Regions from separate parts of the Mus musculus genome. Here region 1 is linked to region 2. The links are chromatin loops, found by intact Hi-C in ENCODE. Cell type or tissue: left cerebral cortex. All regions are shown on one strand. Each heading gives the region's core, and the rest is flanking DNA. Links, peaks and the distances in the headings are about the cores only. Region 1 overlaps Pdzrn3 (PDZ domain containing RING finger 3). Region 2 overlaps Pdzrn3 (PDZ domain containing RING finger 3).

Evidence for each region. Peaks named below come from ENCODE experiments on the same cell type or tissue, not always from the same donor. Only the 100,000 strongest peaks of a DNase experiment are listed, where the experiment ranks them.
Region 1: a loop joins it to region 2, with 8 times the contacts of the local background. A loop is called at or near these places in 2 of 42 quality-filtered maps.

The regions. Positions count from the first base shown.
Region 1 is chr6:101,255,936-101,264,778 of GRCm38, forward strand. All of the region lies in intron 3 of Pdzrn3 (PDZ domain containing RING finger 3), which reads right to left. Among named protein-coding and RNA genes, the nearest start is that of Gm33934, 12 kb to the right of the region's middle. In left cerebral cortex, for the core only: a CTCF peak has its summit at 5,797 (motif pointing left); DNase peaks (open chromatin) are centred at 5,762 and 7,827; H3K27ac peaks cover 510 bases.
Region 2 is chr6:101,194,917-101,199,916 of GRCm38, forward strand. The region is part of intron 3 of Pdzrn3 (PDZ domain containing RING finger 3); the gene reads right to left. Gm26911 (a long non-coding RNA gene) reads left to right here. Exons shown (of 5, transcript XR_003956481.1): 1 at 1-3,870. Among named protein-coding and RNA genes, the nearest start is that of Gm26911, 25 kb to the left of the region's middle. In left cerebral cortex, for the core only: a CTCF peak has its summit at 2,945 (motif pointing left); DNase peaks (open chromatin) are centred at 2,931, 3,574, 3,875 and 4,166; H3K4me3 peaks cover 1,365 bases; H3K27ac peaks cover 243 bases.

The DNA of each region.
Region 1 (8,843 bases), core at 3,844-8,843, 65 kb after region 2:
ACGATGACTCAGTGTTTGGTGCACACACATGAGGGTCTGAGTCTGGATCCCTCAACAAGCCTGCATGAGCTAGGCATAGCGGTGCACGTCTGTGACCCCAGTGCTGGGGTACAAAGCCAAACGACCATCTTAGGGGATTGCTGGCCCGCCAGTCCAGGAGGAATGGCAGACTCTGGGTTCAGTGGGAGACTCTATCTCAAAAGACAAAAGAATAAACCAAAAACAAACAAACAAACAAACAAACCAGAGCTGAAGGCAAGGGAGCCAGAGACAACCTCAGGCCCCGACATGTGTTCACTGGGTGAGTGCATCTTCATTCATACACATACATCCCACACGCAAATGCACACACACTGCACAAACACAGAGTTTAACGGTGACTATTGACATTACAACACAAAATTACTTGGGTGGTTGAAGGTGTAGCTTGGTAGTCAAGCCCCTGCTGAGCTGTGACACACATTGGGTTCAATCCCCTTTGCTCACATACATAAATAAACAATAAAAATTCCTAGAGAAAATTTCTACACATAAAGAAGTGACGAAGACAACAAAACCCCATGTAGCTATCGGCCATCTTAAAACATTTTAAACTCTTGGCTCATCTTTTCCAAGTATACCTGAATTTCCTAGAGATGAGGATGTCCTAGAAGAATCTGTTGGCCTCTGTGAATACTTTATGGACGTAAGAAGGCAAGAAAGCTCCTAGAGTGGACACTGCTATTGGTCTCACACAGTGAGCACACTGTGGGTCTATGCCCACAACATCGGCCCAACATGGTGTCTCACACCTGCCAGCACTTAGAGGCCAGAAGGAGGAGGATCAAGAGAATCAGGCCAGCTTAAGCTGTGTGACAAGTTGAGCCCAGCCTAGGATACATGAACCCTTGGCAAAAAAAAAAAAAAAAAAAAAAAAAAAAAAGTAATAAAATAACAACAACAACAACCATAAAATCACCAAACTAAAATAAACACAGGATTAAAAGAACCCTTTTATTCTTCATTCTTTCACAGGGAGAAAGAGTTTGGTGTGATGGCCAGCTTGAGCTGACACCTGAGTCTAAGGAGGTCCTCACGCTGTCTTATCATGGAGGTCTTCCATTTCTGAAGCTTACCTCAGAGAAAGGAAGACTACTCCGATCCGGGTGATTTGCCACTGTCACACATTAGCACACAGAAATCATGTTTCAGGCGTCTTTCCGCGTGTGCACACCACTGAGGCTCAGCCCCAGTGTACACTGCCTGCCATATCCGTCCCCTACCCTGGTCTTCTTCACAACACAGTTTCTTTAAGGCCCACCCACCAGGAGTCCCATGTATATCCTAAGTAACCTGAGAAGAACCACGCTCCAGACCAGGAGGGATGCATAGTCACTCTTGCAAGCAGACTAGGTATTATTGGTGGTACCCAAACTCCCTCGGCCGCTCGCCTAACCAGAGAGGACCGCAAATGATCACTCCAGAATGAGCACCCATGACTAGGTGTCTCTAAAACTCAACAGCAAATGTAAGCTCGCCCAACAGGTACATCCAAAACAGAGAACTGTGTGCTATTAATATTCACTATACTCTAACTCCATCTTTGGCACCAAGCAATCCACCCCTGGCCTTTCTTTCTTCTCAGCACCTACAGGTCGGGCTCAGCAGCGGTTGTATGAGTCACTGCTTGGCCTCGCTGCTGGTTTCTGAGGTAAAACTGGGGAGGAGCGTCCCAGTGTGAGCAGAAGCCACACTGCTACTTAATGAGATGAAACTCGGGGATTGTCATGGCAGTGACACCACATGAAAGAGGTCTGTGACCACAGGCCCTAGTCTTAGGTTTAGTGGGACTGTAGTTGAGAGCCTGGGATTCCTCAACTGGCCAACAGCATGGCTCCTCTTGGCTTCCGTTCAAGAAACACCAGACACTGTTCTCAATGTGTTCCGAAGATACGTCATAGAATAAGACATACTAGTCTTGGCCTCATCGCCTTTGTTTTGGGATCTACACGGTATGATGATGGATTACCCATGACCTAGTCTGAAATACCCAATGTCCAAGTTTGGTTCTAGATGATACTGGAAACTCACATGGCCACCAACTACCCTTCTCACACACAGAGGATGGACCAATGGCTATTTAGCCCTGATGCGTAGTTACTCATCTGTCTGTGAGTCCCCAGACTGACCCATCCTCAGGAATATTCCAGAAACTCCTATTACTCCTGGTACAAAACTCTGAGGTGAGTTCTCTCAGTACAAAACCGTGTACAAGTTGCTGACTTTCTAAAAAGATATCGATTCCAAAATTATCCCTCTCATTCCCTAGATGGTAAGAAACTGGTGTGACACCCAAAATAGACTCTTTTAAAGTGTTCAGAGCCTTGAGTCAGCAGGGTCTTGCTACTCACTGACTGTGTCTACCTGGAAAATAGCTCTAAATGGCACTCTCTGCCTTGTATAGCTGTGATGGTTGAAGTTAACATGAAAACATGCACACGCACACATACACATATATACATACACATGTACACACACATATACACACACACAATACCCACACACATACACATGTACACACATGTACACATAAGTACACACATACACAATAACCTCACACACACACATACACATGTACACACATGTACACACACACACACACACACACACACACACACAGAGTGTATACACCAGGGTCAGCTTACACAGAAAGCACAAAGGATGGATGGCAGCCGACAATGCTGCTGTGGCTGTCATTCAGAACAAGATGTTTCTGTTATTGCTTAGAACAGCCAATCATCAATGGAGCAAGAGGTCACAAGGACATGAGGGGAAGCTCTTATCTTAAGAACAATCACAGCTTTATTAAGATTGAACTTGGCTTTCCAAGCCTCTTTCTGATTATCACTTCCTACCAGCTTTCCTAGTGCGATGTGCCACGCTTTGCTCTGGACTCTCCAGTTCATTGTTGACTTAACCATCAGGGCTCCAGTCTATGTCAGTGCCTTAACCTGAGTAGTCCTTTTAAACACAGCCCCGCGTGCTGTGGTGCACAGAGTGGTTCCCTACTGCAGACTGGATGAAGAGGGAAACCTCAGTCCTTTCGTGGAACATCTTTCTATCTAGCCTAGCCACCGACCGGTTCCAACCTCTACCCAGGTGTGTTACCACTTTTAAACCACCTACCTTCCAGGCAACTTCAACACTGGTCTCTACCTTCTAACTCTGAACACCCTATTATGGAGCCTTTATTTCTTCTTAAAGTCAATCTACCCACTGCTGTGTGTGTGAACTGTCTGATGAACCTGCCCATTTTGAACTGTAGCAGTTTTCATTTCTTTGTCTAGCCTGATTAGGTCTTGTCCCATCTATGTGCATCTGGCTTCTTCCAACAGACCCCTTAATTCTCAGAACCAGGCATGAGACTGTAGATCCTCCTCGTAAGCCAGTTTCTCATCTTCTGTTCTCACCATGTCCAGCTAGACAATCCAGAAATATTTAAAATTGTTCAAACTTCAAGGGCAAGGGATCATCATCAATTCCTGCTGAGATTTGGCTATGGCTTCATAAACCTAATTAGAGCTGTAAAACACAAACCCCCAACTACAGCTCCCTTGGTTTGCTGTGGGGCTGTTAACAGCACAACCAACTTCGGCACTTGATGTCCATTTCCGATGGACATCGTGCCAACTCTCTGCCTGAGCTGGTGGCATTCATCCAAGTTCTTTATACCATCCAGTGGGACATGCACGAGCTTCAGATACGATATCCTCCACTCAGGATTCCACCTGCTTTTTATAAGCCCATTCATGTATGTGCTAAGATCCTGAAGACTCTGTCCCCCAAGCAGGCATGTCACCTTACCTATGATAACTTTCCTAGTATCTCTCTAGTGCCTGCTACGTTACCCTCCCTAGTGACTGCAAAGGATTACATATCTAGTTGGGATCTTTGCAGGTTCCAGGAACTCTGGTGGATATCAAACACAACAGTGCTCAAGTCCTTTATACAAAATGGTACAGTGTTCGAATGTAACCTATGTGTGTCTTCCAGTGCTCTTTAAAACATCTCTAGGATACTTTAAGTGCTCGATAAAAATATAAATATGATGTTAGTTGTTACAATGTCGATGATGGGATGATGCCAAGAAATATGGCAGTATTTTTGCCAAGATATTAGCAATATAGATTCAACTGGTGTGTGTGTGTGTGTGTGTGCATGTGTATGTGTGTCTGAAAAGATTCAAACTGTAGGTTTGCTGACTCTAGGAGTACAGAACCCACTGAAAAAGGGCCAAATGTCTTCCACTCCCTCCCAGAGCTTCCAGTCTTTCCCCTTCCTAAGTGAGGACTTTCTCAATGCACACCATGTACCTACAATGTAAAAAGCATAAACAACAGCACAAGGAGAGGCCAATGTGTTCGAGGGAGACAGCTCAGTGGCAGAGTGCTTGCCCAACATGCACAGGCAAACGGGCGATTCCCAGTGCTATAACGGCCACCGCCACCGCCACCGCCACCGCCACCGCCACCGCCACCACCACTACCACTACCACCACCACCTCCACCACCTCCACCACCACCACCACTACCACAGCAAATCAAATCAAAAGTTTCTCTCCCGTGGAACCAAAATAACGCTATAATAGATTTGTCCCTTCAACTCCATATCTGGTATGAATGTGGCAGGCGATAAGTGCCATCTAAATGCTACCACCCGCCACCAGACAACGAAGCTCCTTAAGCCGGCTCCAGCAAGCAGACTACCTGAGGCATTTTCCTCACAGCCCTGTTATTAAGAAGAGACACATGACATGGCAAGCAATGAGAGAAAACACAGCGCTCGGCACAAGAGTCTTGGGTTAGCTGGCGTACGGAGAAGCGTGACGAAGACGCTTGTGGCCTCAAATCACGTGTAAACCCTTTCTCCGAGGTAATCATTATGTTTCCAGCCTAAATTACAGTGTGGCTGCAACCAGAATGACACGTTTTCATAATAAAAGAAGGTTCCATAATGATGTCCTTTAGTGTCTAAATACATGGCTTCTCTTCAGGAGGGAATTAGCGAAGGGGCCTGTCCAGTGACACTTCATTCTCTGTAAAAGGCCAGGAACAACTGAAATTCCCTTCAACAGTCATTAATTCTACTTAAAGTTCATCTTCCTGAAGTTTGCCTCTGAATCTCTCTCTCCCTTCTCTGTCTCTCTGTGTCTGTGTCTCTCTGCCTCTCCTTCCGTCCCTCCTTCCCTCTCCCCTCCACTCCCCCCTTCTCGTTCGTTCGTGTGTGCGTGTGTGTGTGTGTGTGTGTGTGTGTGTGTGTAGGCCAGGCTAGAGGAGGATTTGGGGTATCCTGGTTTAACACTGTCTCATTCTTGTGAAACACTCCTACTGAACCTGGTGTTGGTCTAACTGCCGGCAAACCCCAGCCATCCTGCTATACTATTGGGTTATAGGCATACATGGGTGTACATGACCACACTTGGCTCTCTGCGACCCCCAGGTTCTGGAACTTGGAATCAGGTCCTTGTGCTTGTGTAACAAGCACTCTCACTTGCTGGGCCAGCTCTAGAACTTTTTGACAGGTAAGGCAGTCCATTCAGAGTGCCTGTGTGGTATGTTTTACATCTTGGACTTTGTGTCAGGAAATCAGGCAAGGTTCAGAAATGGAAAATTTAGCTGTATGATCCCAGAACAGGCAGCCTGGTCAAGGGCAGTAAGTAGCCTCTCAGACCAGGAATCCTTGAAGATCAACACCTCCTTACAACCCACTTCTTGGGGAAAAGGCATTGTGAAAAACATATGGTATCACAGCGCCACCTTCTGGTACAACTGTGTCATTAAACAATCTTATAGGATGTGGATTTCAACCCAGTGTAAAAACCAGAAAGAAGAGATTCTTCACATTTTCTTACAAATGGACAGTTTGAAAAACACAACTCGGTTTTTTTTATCTGTTCGTTCTTTGTTTGTTTAAATTTCTAGCGTTAGGTAGATAACTATAACTCCCCAGTCCAAAAAAGTTACACTAGAAGTTGGCAGTTTTGTTGCATTAAATAATGAAATTTTATCTGCATGCTTTCCCATCTTAAATGTTTAATTATCTATTATAAACAACTGTGATAAAGGGCACGGCTCACAAAAGAAGCCAACATGCTCTTGGACACTGGAGTTCCCTTTATAAGCAAAATCTAGATGCAATCTAGTGGCTGCTTTGAGATTTTGGATTTTCCACTGGGTACCATCTTTACAAGAAGATGTGTAAGTGGTCCTGTGTTTCCTTCCATAGTCCCCAAAGCTCACACATCTGGTGAGAGTGAAGTTCACAAGGGATGGGAAGGCTAACCATGTGAGAGCACAGAAGTCTAACACACACACACACACACACACACACACACACAAGCAGGCACTCATGCACACATACACATATGTACACATGCACAGATACATGTGCACTCACACTCATACACACAAGCACACACACACACCACACAGGCACACAGGAATGTACACACACACATGCTTCAGAGAAGCATGATTTCATTCTTTAAATAACAGGTTTCCAAAGACTCAAGGACTCTTCCTTAAACCAGTCCTCCATTATCTTCATCATCTCTAGTGCTTTATTCAGCCTATTATTCCTACTGGCGTGACCTCCATGCCGCCTCTGCCGGGGAACAAGAACAATGCTTCCTTTTCTCTCTCTCTCTCTCTTTTTCCCCCCTTTTGCACGGTAGTTATTTTTTTTATCATAGAGAACACCACCTAATGTTTTGTCCCACAACTCTGCAAAGTCTTAAATGACAGATTACACATTTCGAGACTGAAGTCAACTGTCTTGGGGCCTCCACAGACATTGCCTTGAGAAACTTGGTAAAAGCTTTGAACTTCTATGGGACAGAAAAGCATCTCAGACTGAAATTAAAACCCTACAATTAGGGCTTTTATCCCAAATTTATCCAAAGATCGGATTCTGCACCCTGGCACATAGGCAAGGAAGCAGGAAGAGGGAGGGACAGAAGGCGCACAGTTGTGTTTTTGTATTGCGTACTCAGTGTCTGCCTTGGAGAAACAACCCGGTGAGATAGAAATCCCAGCCACAGGGACTTCCTGGCCATAGCAGAGCTGTGGATACAGAAGGCTTGTTTCAGGCATGCGTGAGACAGGTAGTCTTCCATGCCTTTAGCTTCTTCATACACAGAAATGAGTATTTCACTGCTGACTGTGGATGTATGTCGCCTGTGTCTTGTGGGTGCATCACGAGTCTCTCCACCGCACTTCAATCCTCTAGAGAGTGGTTCTCACCCTTTCCAATGCTGCAACCCTTTAATGCAGTTTCTCACGTTGTGGTAACCCCTACCTTCCCCCCCCTCCAACTGTAAAATGATTTTTCATTGCTACTTCGTAACTGTAATTCTGCTAGTTAGGAATTGTAATGTGTTTTCCAATGGTGTTACGTGACCCCTGTGAAAAGGTCGTCTGACCCCCAAATGGGTTGCGACCCACAGGTCTGAGAGGCACTGCTCTATAAAAAGATAGCACAGAATACAGTGTTAGTCAGCAACTGTGTGGTACAAGTGGCAAAGGAACTCGCATAAAATTTACATGGGATTTAATTAGTTGATAATGGGTCGTTAATTGAATGGCTTAGGAAAGGAATCGTATTCTCTTAGACACATAAAGGCTCCATTCAGGAAGAAAAGATTTGTTTTTCCTTGGCCCTTCTAGGCTAGCAGAACCACCTGTGCAAATACCGGGCTTCAGCCTGATGACAAGTGGGGTTTTATGGTACCAGGAAGATTTCCATCTCCATGACAACCTTTCTGGTTCCAAACAGTGAATGTTATGTTTCTGGAATCAACATCTCCACCAAGGCAGCAGACTGGATTAGGGCCTCCCACACATCGCCACAGTCATTCCCGGACAACCATTTGACAAGCCCCTGCTGGGCAGCAACCATTGATCCATCTGACCTGGTTTGCAGGGACTCTGTCTTCTGGGTGATGCACTGTTTGAAAGGGAAGTAAGTCTTCCATTCAACCACTCCCTGCACTAAGCACTTTTCTCATCTCCAAAATCTACCACATGTGCAGAGAGGGTAGGAGGTGTGGTTGCTGGGTGTGAAATCCAGGCAAAAGCCCCCCAACAGGCTAGGCAACCATCCACCAATGAGCAGCACACAGCTTCAATCTCATACCATCTTCTTTTTGTATTAGGTCTGATACCCATCCAAGGCACATTTTGCATGAAAATCAGAATTTGTAGCTATTTCGCTTAAGCATTATGTAGATAATGTAACTTGTAATATTTATCAACACAACTTGGATATAGGACTTAGATCCACAAAGGGCTTCCTGGAAAACTCCCTCAAAATATGTTTGAAAAAACACATCAGTCATATTCTTACATGAATGTGCTTGGGATATGGAAAATAGTTTTTGCAGCCATTGCTCCTGGCTCTTTGCAAATGACAGTCCACTGAGGTTTTGATTTACGGTCAAATCCCATTCGTACTCTCAGACAGCGTGACACCCGAGGGTGGAGGCGCAGAATTTAAGAGTATGGGATTGTGGAGCTGAAGGCAAAGATTTTCTTCTTTTAATTAAGAAATAAGTTATCGTTCTAGACATGCATGCCACTTTATGTAGCTGGTTTTCATGAATAATGATGTCAGAGGTGCCCCCTCTGACAGACCCTTCACACAAACTCTGGTCTTAGCCTTTGTCTCAGGGTCCAGCGTGTAGGACTTTGCTCAGAATTAAAACTCACAAGACTTGATCATAGTATGCTCTTTACGTGACCAAGTTTCTTGCTGTTTTAAGAGTATTGGACTACAATATACAAACTAGAAATTATAATAACACAGCA
Region 2 (5,000 bases), core at 1-5,000:
AGGCCAAAGGGCTTTTTAAGATCATCCATTCGGGGAAAAGCCTGGAGGTTAGTGGGAACTTTCTGCTACTTTGGAGGTGACTTCTCTTTGCCCACCACACGCCCTTCGTGTGGCTTGACAGAGTGAAATGACAAGCTTCAAGGGGGTCTGCTTTAGTACAGGCTCTTCAACCACACAGGTGAAAGCAGTCTCAACATTCTCTCTCTCTCTCTCTCTCCCTCTCCCTCTCCCTCTCCCTCTCTCTCTCTCTCTCTCTCCCCCCCACTCTGCCTCTCTCCCTCTCCCTCCCCCTCTGTTATGTATGTACACTAATGTCTGTGTACCTAAAGGAGAGAGGTCAACCTCTACCATAATTCCGAGGAGCCACCAACTTTTTATTTTTGACACAGGTTTGTTTGTCATTGGGTAGTCTCTATCAGAATTACTTCCTTGTGGTCTCAGCACAATTCTCAAAGACTGCTTATCTGAGCTTGTGGGCTCTTTCTGTCTCTGCATTCTCAGCTCTGAGATTACAAGTGAGCGCAATGAAACCTGGCTTCTGTGAGTGTTGAGGATGGAACTTGTGTCCTCGTGCTTGCACTGACTGTAATCACTTTACCCCGGTGGAGTTGGTCATGCACTCACTGGCACTGCTGGAAATGATTTGTGTAAGGAAAGCTTCTCAGACCTGAGAATTGTGGTGCAGATATGACACCCAGCCCCACTTATAACTCCTTTGAATGTCAACTGCTTCATCTTTGATTGGGGATAATAATATCTCCTGTCTCCAACCTGCTGTGTGAATTCAATGGGAAACCAGACGACCGGCATTTAGCATATTGCCAGTACACACCAAGCATGCTGTAGGTAATGTTGCAGATGTGTGGAAGTGTGTTTTTCTGGCGTGCAAACTTCAGGTAAGTGAGTTAGTTAGAGTTTTCAGTGGGAAACAGAATTCCCTATCAGTTCCCTGTTGACTCCTGACTCCTCAGAGTTCTTTTGGTTGGATGCCACCTCTGATCTTTTTTATTCCTTTCTCTAACTCTCCACAGGAAGACCTACAAAATACCCAGACAGCCATTCCACCTTTCCTGCTAGCCCAGCTGACATCCAGCCTGCCCTGGAATCACAGTGTCCAGCTAACAGAGTCGCCTTGAATGAGTATTTTCCTTCCTTTCCACCCAGAACTTGGCACCCGTCCTCATCTGCCTTGCAGGCCTGGAGCCTCGAGGCTAGAACATGAGCTTCTCTGTGCCATCCAATTCCCCAAGGAGAAGAAGGTTATTCCTTTGACGACCTCCGAGTATCTTTCTTTTTGGGCATCTTTTTTTCTTTTCCTTGAATTAGGGGGTCCAAGTTACCTGATCTTTTCAGCTGCTAATCTAAACTTCCCACTTCCAGAATGCACAGATTCTAGATCAAGGCCTCCACTGGAATACTGCAGGTATAAATGCCCAAGAAACTGCAGCCCAGTTTCTACTCTACTGCTCTGACAAGCCCAGGGTGGGAAGAGGCTTGCTTTTTCTCCTCAAAAGTATTCAAGTGTTCCTCAAGGTCTCAGCACAAGGGTGTCAATGACTATGCCACCCTTTAGCAAGCAGGCAAGCTGGGGAGTTGTTGTTGTTCTAATGTGATTAAAGGTACAATAAGGTGTGTGTGTGTGTGTGTGTGTGTGTGTGTGTGTGCACAACCAGAGGCAAAGCCATTGTTCTGCACCATTAAGCTCACAGCAGTCTCCCAAAGAAATTATAGGCGGCTTGCCGATGGCCCTAATGAAGAGCATCTCTTTGAATTATCTCTGGATGAGGATAGGATCAAGCCAGAGCCTTAGAATATTTGATCCTCTTTGTGCTGCTGTTATGAAGGCTTACTGAAGCCAGACACCCTGGACTTTCTGGAACTGTAATTTATGGAAACCTCAATTTCTCTGTTCTAATAAGGTTTTGCATAATAAGGATGAGGATACAATTACTAATTCCTGCAAGAGGTTTTGTGAATTCCTCTGTGCTATGGTTTGGGTGCCCAAAGAATAGGTGGAAGAAGGGACTTTACTTAGCTGACACAAGGGAAGTGGGTCCGAGAAGTAGTTTGGGCTCCCTGAAAATAAATCTGCATGGTTCCTTAAGCTGCTGACAACATGCACTTCATGTGGAAGTCATTTATCAGCAACTCACCAAATGATACTTCAGACAGAAATAGCCCCACAAAATTTTACCTAGTTAAAACCAAACTGAACCCAGATTCCTTCTTTTGGGACTGTAGTCTGCGCTTAAGAGCATAAATAATAAGGTTGAATGAAAAATAAGTTGACACAGATTTGTTGTGGATATCATAAAGTTGACTTTGGGAAGGGGCTCACTCTCATAGATGTGTATGAAGTTCACCTGAATGGAAGCTACATGGTAGCTTTGGTGCCAAACCAAAACAAGAACAGAGTTTTGAAAACTACCATTTAACTTACTCCCTCTGCAGCAGCCAAGCCTAACCTAGCACACTGCTTAGCCAACGGTGTCTGCTATTCAGCTCATTTCACTTCTAAATGTTTGGCTCAAAAAGAGATTCCCCCAGATCATCAGGTAAACTGAGGGTTAGAACATACCGCATGATGACATGCGGGATGGGGCCAGATCGTCAGTGGTGGCAGTACTGATGCTCAAGTCTTCCCAGACATCCCTAGACTGCTGGGAACAAGGCATGTGTCCCACTAAGTCCTGAGCATGGGATTGGAAGGCAAGGATATTTCTAAGACTTAAGAAGCTTGCTTTTAGCAAGTGAGACAATTCAAAAAGCCTTAGAATGCTTACATTGAATGCTTACATCCTTTCTATGCCTTACTGAAGAGAGCAGGCAGACATACAGACAGACACACCTTTTATTCACCCAGTATCATTAGGTTTTGTTCAGAGACACACATTAAGCTGTCTTGCTGTGTCTTGCTAGGGACACCCGCCCTCTGGTGGCTCATGTGAAAATAACACCCAACGAACTGATACAATTCGTTTTAAAGTCAAGCTAGTTCTTTAAAAAGAAAATATATTAATTAGCCATTTGTTGTTATGAACTAAGAAACACGCACCCATTTTTTTTCTTGACGCAATGTTATTCTCCTATGATGATTAAAAAAAAAAACTTACCAGCCTGTGATTTTCTGTTCATTAAAATTATTTGTTAAAGGAGCCAAACTGATTCAAGAGGAAAATCCTTAACTGCAGAGTTAGGTTAGCAAGAACCATGCCAAACCATCTTGTTCAAGATGGGGCTTGAATACGTAAAAGGAAAGTGCTCAACATAGATGTAAAATAAGCTATCTGGGCTGTATTGAACACATTTCCTAACATCTCAACTGAAATTTCATGTTGTGACGTAGAAGCCTGCTGAGGGTGACAGTCTGTAAGACCAAGTGGCTTGCTTCAGAAGTTGCTAACATTTGCAGAGAGAGACATAAGCAAGGGGCAAGCGCGAGGTACAAATGTGAACCACATGTCCCGGTACAAGACGCTGCTGAAAGGAGGACTTTGCTCCGCTGTAAGCAGTGCCTTAAAACTGTTTTCAATAGACACAAAAACTGCAAGCATCCATCACTGCCCCTCCCCTCCCGCCTTCCCCAACTTGTTCAAAGGATGCTGTGACCACTCTCTGACCCTTCCTGTCTGGCCGCTCTATAGAGCGCTCAGTTGTCATGGAGCTTTTGTGACCCAGCTGCTTCAAACACATCGCAAGACCATCAACAGCTATTTAGACTCTCAAAATCGAGCACCGGAGAGCTGCCGGGAAGCACATTTCTTAAGAGAGTTAACAGAACATCTCCGGAGAAGTGGGCAAGGCAGGCGTAGGCGGAACACAAACACACACAGACATTCCCGATTCCTGCCCCAGGAGGGATGCCGCCAGGTGAGTACCCGCAGGATAACCTGCCGCGCGCTGTTACCTGGCAAACTTCATAGAGTAATTTGTACTGCTCCTCTTGCTTCTGTGCGCTGCACAAGCTGCATCCCATGTTTGGAGGAATGTCAAAGAAAGCCTTTAGGACCTCCAGCGCCCGGGAAGCCACTCCCTCAGCATGCAGGCATTGAAGGGCTCTCTGAGAGCCTCAGGTGAGTCAGGCAGCTACAAAGCCTCACACGGGCATGGCTTTCTGAGGCTGCAAAAACAACTCTCTGCTTCCTCCACGCTTCCTTTCCTTCCCTCACAGCATGCACGCACGCACACGCACGCACGCACACACAGGGACACACACACACACTCACACATACACTCACACACACACACACTCTGCTCCCTCCTCAGAGTGACTCTGGCAGCTGGATTGTGGTCCAATGCACACGCTATATATACTGCTGCTCATGCATATTAATCAGCTTCCATTGACTATTCATAACAGACAATGATACAGAAGCTATAATTGCCAACTATGACAGTTGAAATTTCTCTAATTAACAAGCAAGTGCTCCAGTGGTAGGGAATAATAAAAAGACACTAACAATTTTGCAAGCCATTTTCTGGCAGTTACAAATAAACATGACTGCATTTTTTTTTTCCAGCAGGGTCTCTTAGGATAATCCCTAATGCGTTTCAGCTAAGTAGAAATTCATTTTTAAATATATCATAAAATTTCTGATGATATAAAATGTATTTAATGCTGCAGATAATGATGGCACATAAACAGATTTTATGGAAAGGACATGTTTTGAATAATATTCCGATAATGTTTAGCCCTGTACAAAGTTGTAGGAGAAAAAAAATTTCACCTATGAATAAAATATACAAATGTAAATTGCAAGCGAGATCCGTGAGTATGTAAAGTAGCTAGGGGTGGCGAGGAGAGACGCTGCCCTACAGGGGAGCAAGCAGATATTATTACCAATATATGCTGCCAATCCCAAAGGCAGCAGAAACTTATTTGTCAAAGTGACCTGGAAGGAATAGAAGCTGCCAGCCTTGTGCCATCTCCTCAGCTATGCAGATGCCACAGATATGCAGAGGTGACACTTCAGAGCCAATTGTCACTGGCTGGTACTACT